Regions from separate parts of the Homo sapiens genome. Here region 2 is linked to region 1. Evidence: chromatin contacts called from ENCODE Hi-C or POLR2A ChIA-PET data. All regions are on one chromosome and are shown on one strand. The core of a region is the stretch at or near the end of the contact, and the rest is flanking DNA. Distances in the headings are between cores, read along the strand shown. Region 1 has its middle 210 kb from the start of ADAMTSL1. Region 2 has its middle 26 kb from the start of PLIN2.

What was found. A loop is a pair of places that touch in the nucleus more often than their neighbours do. ChIA-PET counts read pairs that join two places held with the same protein, here RNA polymerase II (POLR2A). Pooled maps may share reads with other maps.
Region 2: a map with no recorded cell type shows a loop between it and region 1 (4-fold over the local background). The contact joins two enhancer-like sites. A Hi-C loop is called at or near these places in 1 of 37 single-sample maps with no recorded cell type and 1 of 50 pooled maps. POLR2A ChIA-PET finds 5 or more read pairs at or near these places in 1 of 52 experiments (activated CD4-positive, alpha-beta T cell).

Annotation. Positions count from the first base shown.
Region 1 is chr9:18,266,526-18,270,360 of GRCh38, forward strand. It overlaps a transcript of ADAMTSL1 not described here. Among named protein-coding and RNA genes, the nearest start is that of ADAMTSL1, 210 kb to the right of the region's middle. Within about 2 kb of position 2,051, at least 2 of the 41 ENCODE cell types and tissues checked have a DNase peak (open chromatin) inside an H3K27ac peak, as active enhancers do.
Region 2 is chr9:19,152,035-19,155,869 of GRCh38, forward strand. No RefSeq gene overlaps it. Among named protein-coding and RNA genes, the nearest start is that of PLIN2, 26 kb to the left of the region's middle. RefSeq lists a cis regulatory region at 2,036-2,624. Within about 2 kb of position 2,222, at least 8 of the 41 ENCODE cell types and tissues checked have a DNase peak (open chromatin) inside an H3K27ac peak, as active enhancers do.

The DNA of each region.
Region 1 (3,835 bases), core at 801-3,300:
CAGGCTCTTTCTTCCTGTCGATGAGCTCTGGGAAAGCTAAAACTTGAATCAAAAGTTCTATTTGTTTGTTGAGTTTTCAGAAATATAAAGCCAGAACAAATTCAAGTGTTTCTAAAGAGTCACCCTCCGGAAGGATGGCGTGGTTCCATGGTCCTCATCATGGTGATGGTCTCACTTCAGGGGCCCTATCGATTAACCCCATTGGACAAGACTCAGTAAACATGGCCAGCTTCTGACTCTTTGGAATTTTTTCATTTCTCACATTGACGGTTCCTTTTTTCTTTTAATAAATCTTTCTCCAGACAGATGAAAAAAGAGTTGATTAGGTTTCAGCTTGCCAAATTACAATCATATTCCAGGTCCAGGCTTCTTGCAATAACTTCTCGAGTCCTTCCTGTTGGAATTGCATTGTTTCTAACCTCTTCAGTTTCTCACCTGAAGACGACGTACACAGCAGGAATGAGTTTGCTCAGGTGCAGGGGAGATTGCACATGAGCAAGATGTTCCACAACATCTTGCCACTACTTCATTTGATCTGACTTCTCTGTGCTTTGCAAAAAGAATTGCAGTGGCATTTAGCAGGCCTATTGTACAGGATCTTACAAACATCACTTTATGTTGCTGTTCTCTGAAGTGAACTGGAGCTATTTTGAATCATGTCCGGACTCCCAAAGCCAAGTTAGTTGCAGTGTCATTTGGGGACTATTTTTCAGAGGCAATATAGTCAGTCATGCAACGATTTCTTACTTCATAGTATGAGTATCAGCCAAGCTCAGTTCCAGATGGTATTTAAAGGGTAGCATTTTGAGCTTTTATCTTTTATAGTTCTTACAGGTGAGAGAGCTGGTAAACACAGGACCTGACTCTTGCATGTGGCCAGATTGAATTCAGATTAGTTCATACACAGAAACTTATCAGAAACACATTTTTCTTGCCACCAGAAGAGAGGACAAATGGCAGGAAATGTAAAATTTGTGCATTACCATGCTTCAGCGCATGGCTTACAGAAATGAACCTGTCATTGTATTCAGGGCTGCAGGAGTTCTTACTTAGTTAAGAGGAAAGCACTCTACGAAAACTGAAGAAAGAATAGACAGAATTCTATTGATAAGTGTTCTAATTGTAAATAACTCAGTTCCCAACTCACCTTTAATAAGTATTTTTTAATAATTTGTTTTAAGTTTAGAAAAGTGAATTGTAAACCTTTCTATATTTCTCAGGTTACTCAAAGGCTATTAAAAAAAAAAAACAAAAACAAAAACAAAAAAACCTTAATCTGAGAAAAGACACTGAGCCCAGAAACCAGGATTTTGTCTTGTAGCGGCTTTGAAACATACATTCTTCTTTGAATGAAAGATTTCTTAGAGATTTTACTTTGCCTTCTAATTTCTCATAATCTCACAATATACAGATTTCTCATAATCTCAGAATTTCTCATAATCTCATAAGGTACAGATTTAAAAAATTTAAGTATTGTGCTTAGAAGTAAAATGTATTTAATTAGGAAAGATTGATTGATCTAAATATAGCCAAGAAGATGTGAACCTTCCTTTGGTATAATGTGCTGCATTAAATTGTCTTTTAGCATAAAGCTTTGGAAGCTGAATATTATGCTATATGTTTAGAATGCAATTTATTAGATACTTTAAGTCACTGTGTTTATTCTGATATCTCTATTTTGGCTTGTTTTCTATCATCTATATCAAAAATAGTTTGAGGTTGAGTCACTGCTACTTGTATTGATTATAATAGTATGTGAGCAAAATAACCCCCTTTTGGGGCATATTGGTTCCCAAACCACTGGTTTTCCCCCCTTCTTGTTAGTTTCTTTCTACTTTATTTGGTTTATCAGTTTTAAATTACAAAATCACAGCAGCTGCACAAAAATACACATGATGAGATTTCAGAATTGCCCTTTTATGTCATTTGGTAAGATATCAGTCATTTAAAGATATTTAGGAGAAGAAGGAGCAGGGGACATTGAAAACTATGACACATGTGTGAAGCATTCCCATCCTCTCTGGGCTGACAATGCCTCCATTCATTTCTCTAGACTCCGGGGAATATGTTCTTCCTTTCTTCCAGGAATGTGGGTTGGCCAGAGAAAAAGAGAAAGAGAGAAGGGCAGTAGAGTCCTCTCTAAATCATCAAATACCTTTCCAACTGACAGACTGGCTCATTCTCAGTGTGGACTTTAAAAGAAGGAAAGTTGAAATAAGTTATTTCAAAATAGCATATGGTGATTCCTTTACTAGTGAGATCTTTTGTTTATTCTTGAGATTGGAAATAAAAGCAATTGGGTCATAGTTCATTAGATTTTTTTCTTGAGTTCTTTTTCTCCTGTTGTATATAAAATTGTGCATCAAATTCCTTAAAAAATGAACATGTATATCTCAATAAGCTAAACTTTCAGTATCATTCAGAATCTCAAAGAACGCTATTGTAAGCAAAATATCCACCTACAAAATGGTATTTCTTATAGTTTTGAAGTTCTATACAAATCATTGTATATAACTTACACAGTCTATATTATCACATAGTATAAAATAAGAAGAAAACCAGATATATGTTAATTTTTAGTAAGCATTTACCTAACCATGATAAATAATCCTTATGCTACAAAGACTATTCTATAAAGTAATGTGATATATTATGCTCAATAAAATTTGTAGACTCTTGCTTCATAGTTATTTATATACATATCATTTCTCTCCAGCTATACAGTAAACTCTTTGAAGGAAGAGGTTAATTTACTTTTGAATTGCCCACAGAGCTTAGCATAGGGTCTCTGCATCATAAGTGCTTAATAAACATGTATTACATGAAGGAATAACATTGTAGGACCCATCTGCATGGATTTCTTGAGACCTTCTCTCTAGGTCCTACAAATAAACTTGACACTTTGAGTTCTAAGAAGATATATAACACATCAAATAAAAACCTGACAATTGAACACTAGAAAAAAATACCAAAGGAGAAATATATAATGGTTTTCTAAGAACAGATAGATGTGGTCTCATTATTAATAAATTTGGCAATGGTTTTCCTTCAAAACATAGAACCAATTAGATCATAATAATCTTGGTCACTAATTGGTTTTGCAAAAATGTCTCCTTTCATTTTATAACTGATCTACTTGAAAATGTGGTGAACCATAAAAGGCCATTTCCTTGGAAAAGAGTATGGACAAACCTCTTGCAGTTTTGTTTGGGTGATATTCAAAGCCAAACCCTAAGCCTTTCCCAGAACTTGAAACAAATGTTAGTGTTACCACAAACCAAAGGGGGAAACTCTGCAGAGAGTTTGTTTCCTCTTCATCCTTTTTTTTTTTTTTTAATTTGTGCATCCCAACTGCTTATTTAGATTTATTCTGCTTTCCCATGGGTGTGTTATTAGCTCAATACAGTGAAATCTCAGGGACCAGGTCTTTGGAACAGCAATTTTTGGAAGGTTTATAATCTAATGCCGTCTCTACAAGACTCCTTCCCATAATAGGCCAGAAGTGACTTTATCATAGTCCATATAGGCTGCTATAACAAAATACCATTGATTGGGGAGCTTCTAAATAACAGAAATTTAGTTCTCATAGTTCTGGAGACTGGGAATTCCAAGGTCAGGGTGCTAGCAGGTTTGGTGTCTGGTAAAGACCCACTTCCTGGCTCATAGATGGTACCATCTTGCTCTGTCTTCACAAGGTAGAAGGGACTAGTTAGTACTCTGGGGTACCTTTTATAAGGACATGAATCTCATTCATGAGGACTCAGCCCTCATGATTTAATCACTCCCCAATACCATCATCGAGAGGGTTAGTATTTCAGCATATGAATTTCCTGGG
Region 2 (3,835 bases), core at 972-3,471, 890 kb after region 1:
TAGCTAAAAATGTCCTCAAATAGATCCAGCCAGCTGGCTGTGCATAGGTCAATTCAACCTCATTATGTACCACTTCAATGAAGCTGGACATTGACCTCTTTGATAACCAAGGGCCATGCACAGCAAATTCTGCAACTTAATGATTAAACTGCTTAGAAGAGAGGCAAACTATTAGACTTTGAGAGCTCTACGTTTTTATTTTGATTTTATTTATTTATTTATTTTGAGATGGACTCTTGCTCTGTCTCCCAGGCTGGAGTGCAGTGGTGTAATCTTGGCTCACTGCAACCTCTGCCTCCCAGGTTCAAGCAATTCTCCTGCCTCAGCCTTCTGAGTAGCTGGGATTACAGGTGCTTGCCACCACACCTGGCTAATTTTTCTATTTTTAGTAGAGATGAGGTTTCACCATGTTGGCCAGGCTGGTCTCGAACTCATGACCTCAAGTGATCTGCCTGCCTTGGCCTCCCAAAGTGCTGGGATTACAGGTGTGAGCCACCATACCTGGCCATAATTTTATTTATTTTTGAATAGGTAATACTTACACATGATCTGATATGCAAAACCTACAAAAGATAATACAGTGAAAAGCCTCCCTTCCATTCTGTCTTCTACTCACAAAGTTCCCCCTTGCTGGAGGCAATCAATGCTATCCTTTCTTTTCTTTTCTTTTCTTTTCTCTTTTTGTTTTTTTTTTTGAGACAGAGTCTCTGTCTGTTGCCCAGGCTGGAGTGCAGTGGCGATATCTCGGCTCACTGCAACCTCTGCCCCCCGGGTTCAAGCAATTCTCCTGCCTCAGCCTCCTGAGTAGCTGGGACTACAGGCGCATGCCACCACACCTGGCTATTTTTTTTTGTATTTTAGTAGAGACGGGGTTTCACTGTGTTGCCTAGGCTGGTTGCAAACTCCTGAGCTCAGGCAATCCACCTGCCTCGGCCTCCCAAATTGCTGGGATTACAGGCGCGAGCCACCGCACACAGCCAATGCTAACTTTTTCTTATGTATCCTTTCAGAAATATATATATATATATATATATATATAATTATTTTTTTTTTTTGGTATGTTGTCTCTCTCTGTTGCCCAGGCTGGAGTGCAGTGGTGCGATCTCGGCTCACTGCAACTTCTGCCTCCCGGGTTCAAGTGATTCTCCTGCCTCAGCCTCCTCAGTAGCTGGGATTACAGGCGCCTGCCACCACACCTGGCTAATTTTTGTATTTTTAGTACAGACAGGGTTTCACCATGTTGGCCAGGCTGGTCTTGAACTCCTGACCTCAGGTGATCTGCCCGCCTCGGCCTCCCAAAGTGCTGGGATTACAGGCGTGAGCCACCGCGCCCAGCCCTCAGAAACATTTTATGTGTATTTCTGCCTCCAAAATAATTTCTAAAATTGCTAAAAGAATGTCCCTTAGAGAGTAACTAGTGTTCAGACTGGGCTAATGTTATTTACATTCCTCTATTTTACTCTAATGTATCTAATTTCAACCTTATTTGGAGGCATATTTTTTCAACATTTCACTCTGAAGATTTTTCAAACATACAGGAAAGTTGAAAGAATTGTTCAGTGGGGCCAGGTGCAGTGGTTTACGCCTCTAATCCCAGCACTTTGGGAGGCCAAGGTGGGCGGATTACTTGAGGTCAGGAGTTTGAAACCAGCCTGGCCAACATGGAGAAACCCCGTCTCGACCAAAACTACAAAAATTAGCTGGGTGTGGTGGCAGGCACCTGTAATCCCAGCTACTCGGGAGGCTGAGGAAGGAGAATCACTTGAGCCCCAGAGGTGGAGGCTGCAGTGAGCTGAGATCACACCACTGCACTCCAGCCTGTTAGACAGAGCAAGACTCCATCTCAAAAAAAAAAAAGAAAGAAAGAAAAGAAAAGAAAGAAAGAATTGTTCAGTGAACACCCACACTCCCACCACCTAGATTCTGCAATGACTAATTTGCTACATTTACTTTAGGTATTGCTATTATTATTCTCATTTTACCGCTGATGAAACTGTGTCTTGTTGCAAAAGCTTCTAATGGTATCTTGCTTAATCTTTTTTTTTTTTTTAATTATTCCAGCATTTCAACCAAGGTCCAAAGAGATTAACGTTCCCTGAGAAGAATTTCAATCCAGTTTCTTGTGTCCGAATATGGTCTGTAGATAAGGCCCAAAGAACACAAGTTCTCTTTTTCACTTGTAATTGCGCCATCCTTTGGCCCTTATCATTCCACGTGGTGCTGTTCTCCCTAACAGTTTAACCTCCCTCAGCTGACCTCCTTCTTCTTGAAAGCATGGTAGCTTTTAGGCATGTGAGGGAAGCAGACCAGGCATCCCAGCTGACTCATCTGTTTTTATCTCAACAGCCTACATGGACAACCACTTTTCTACTCACAGTGTGTGGTTCACAGACCAGCCGAATTACATCATAAATGCACAGTATCAGGCCCACCCAGACCTATAGAATGAGAATCTGCCATTTCACAAGATGTCCAAGTGATTCCTATGCACATGCCACATCATTACAGTCTCACTTCAGCCATGGTTAAAAGGAGCCCAATGTGATTTACTGGTCATACGTGGAAAAAAAAAAAAGAGTAGTTCATGACATTTTTCTTGATCAGCCATGGTAACTCATGTCTGTAATCCTAACACTTTGGGATGCCAAAGTGGGATGATCACTTGAGGCCAGGAGTTCAAGTCCAGCCTGGGCAACATAGCAAGACTATAAAGAAAAATAAAGACATTTATCTTTAAAACAACCTTTCCTTCTTCTTGTTTTTACATCTCATTTGCCTCTTTACTCCCTTTCTTCACAACCTGTAATTCCACTTATTGAGCCTGCTGTGTATGCTACGTATGAGGAACATTATTGCTAACCCTCAGAGGTTTACAGAAGATGTTTTATTCCTAATTTACAGATGAGGCTCAGAGGATTAGAAATCCACCTAATATTAAACAGCTGTAAATATTAAGTATGTTCTTTTCCAAGACCTACTGCTCTCTTTCTACTGTAAAACAATGTATTTCCAAACTCTGGCAATTGTCTCAGCCTAGACGTTTCCCACTAGGGCCAGAGAGCTTATGTCTGCCTGTCATCAAAGGCTTGTGGACTTGTCTCTCTCTCAAGCCTCTTTCTCATGTCTTGTTCACTACTAGTTGACCTGGATCTTGTTCTTTTAGCTCCCAGGCATCAACCAGGTGTTCTATAATCTAAGAACTTAGGTAACACCTGTGCATTGTAATGATAGCCTCCTACAGATGGTGAGAGGAGGTGGGAGTGAGAAGATGACAGACAGGTGAAGAAATATTTGGCGAGGTAGGATGCACTCTGCCAGGGCATGCCCCATTTCAACCTAAATAAAGAGCTCAAATAGCTGTTGTGCATATGGTATCTTGCTAATGCCTATGCTGGGTACAGAGATCTATAAAATGTAATTCCTGCCCTTAATAAGGATAATTAATCCAGCAGGGGAGCTAGAACATGCACACATAAAAGCCCCATGAACAAAGTACAGCAGGAACATAGAAGAGAAGCTGCTTCTGGGTGGTGAAATAGATGATTACAAAGAGCATGGGATGGGAGGCAGAGAGCCTCTCAGGCAAGGGGAGAATGTGCAGAAACAGAAGGAAGGAAAAGCACCTTTGGGGAGTCTCCTGCACAGAGCCCAGGGTGGCTGATGGAGAAGGTATGTTAGATTAAGGGGGAAGCTTGGGAATGCCTCATAGGGAGTCACTGAAGGTTGATAAGTAATGTGATCAGAAGTGGGCAGTTCGGTTACTACTTTGGCAGAGAATGTGGCTCAGAGCAGACAGTGACTAGATTGAGCAAGGTGACAGATTCATACCTAGAAT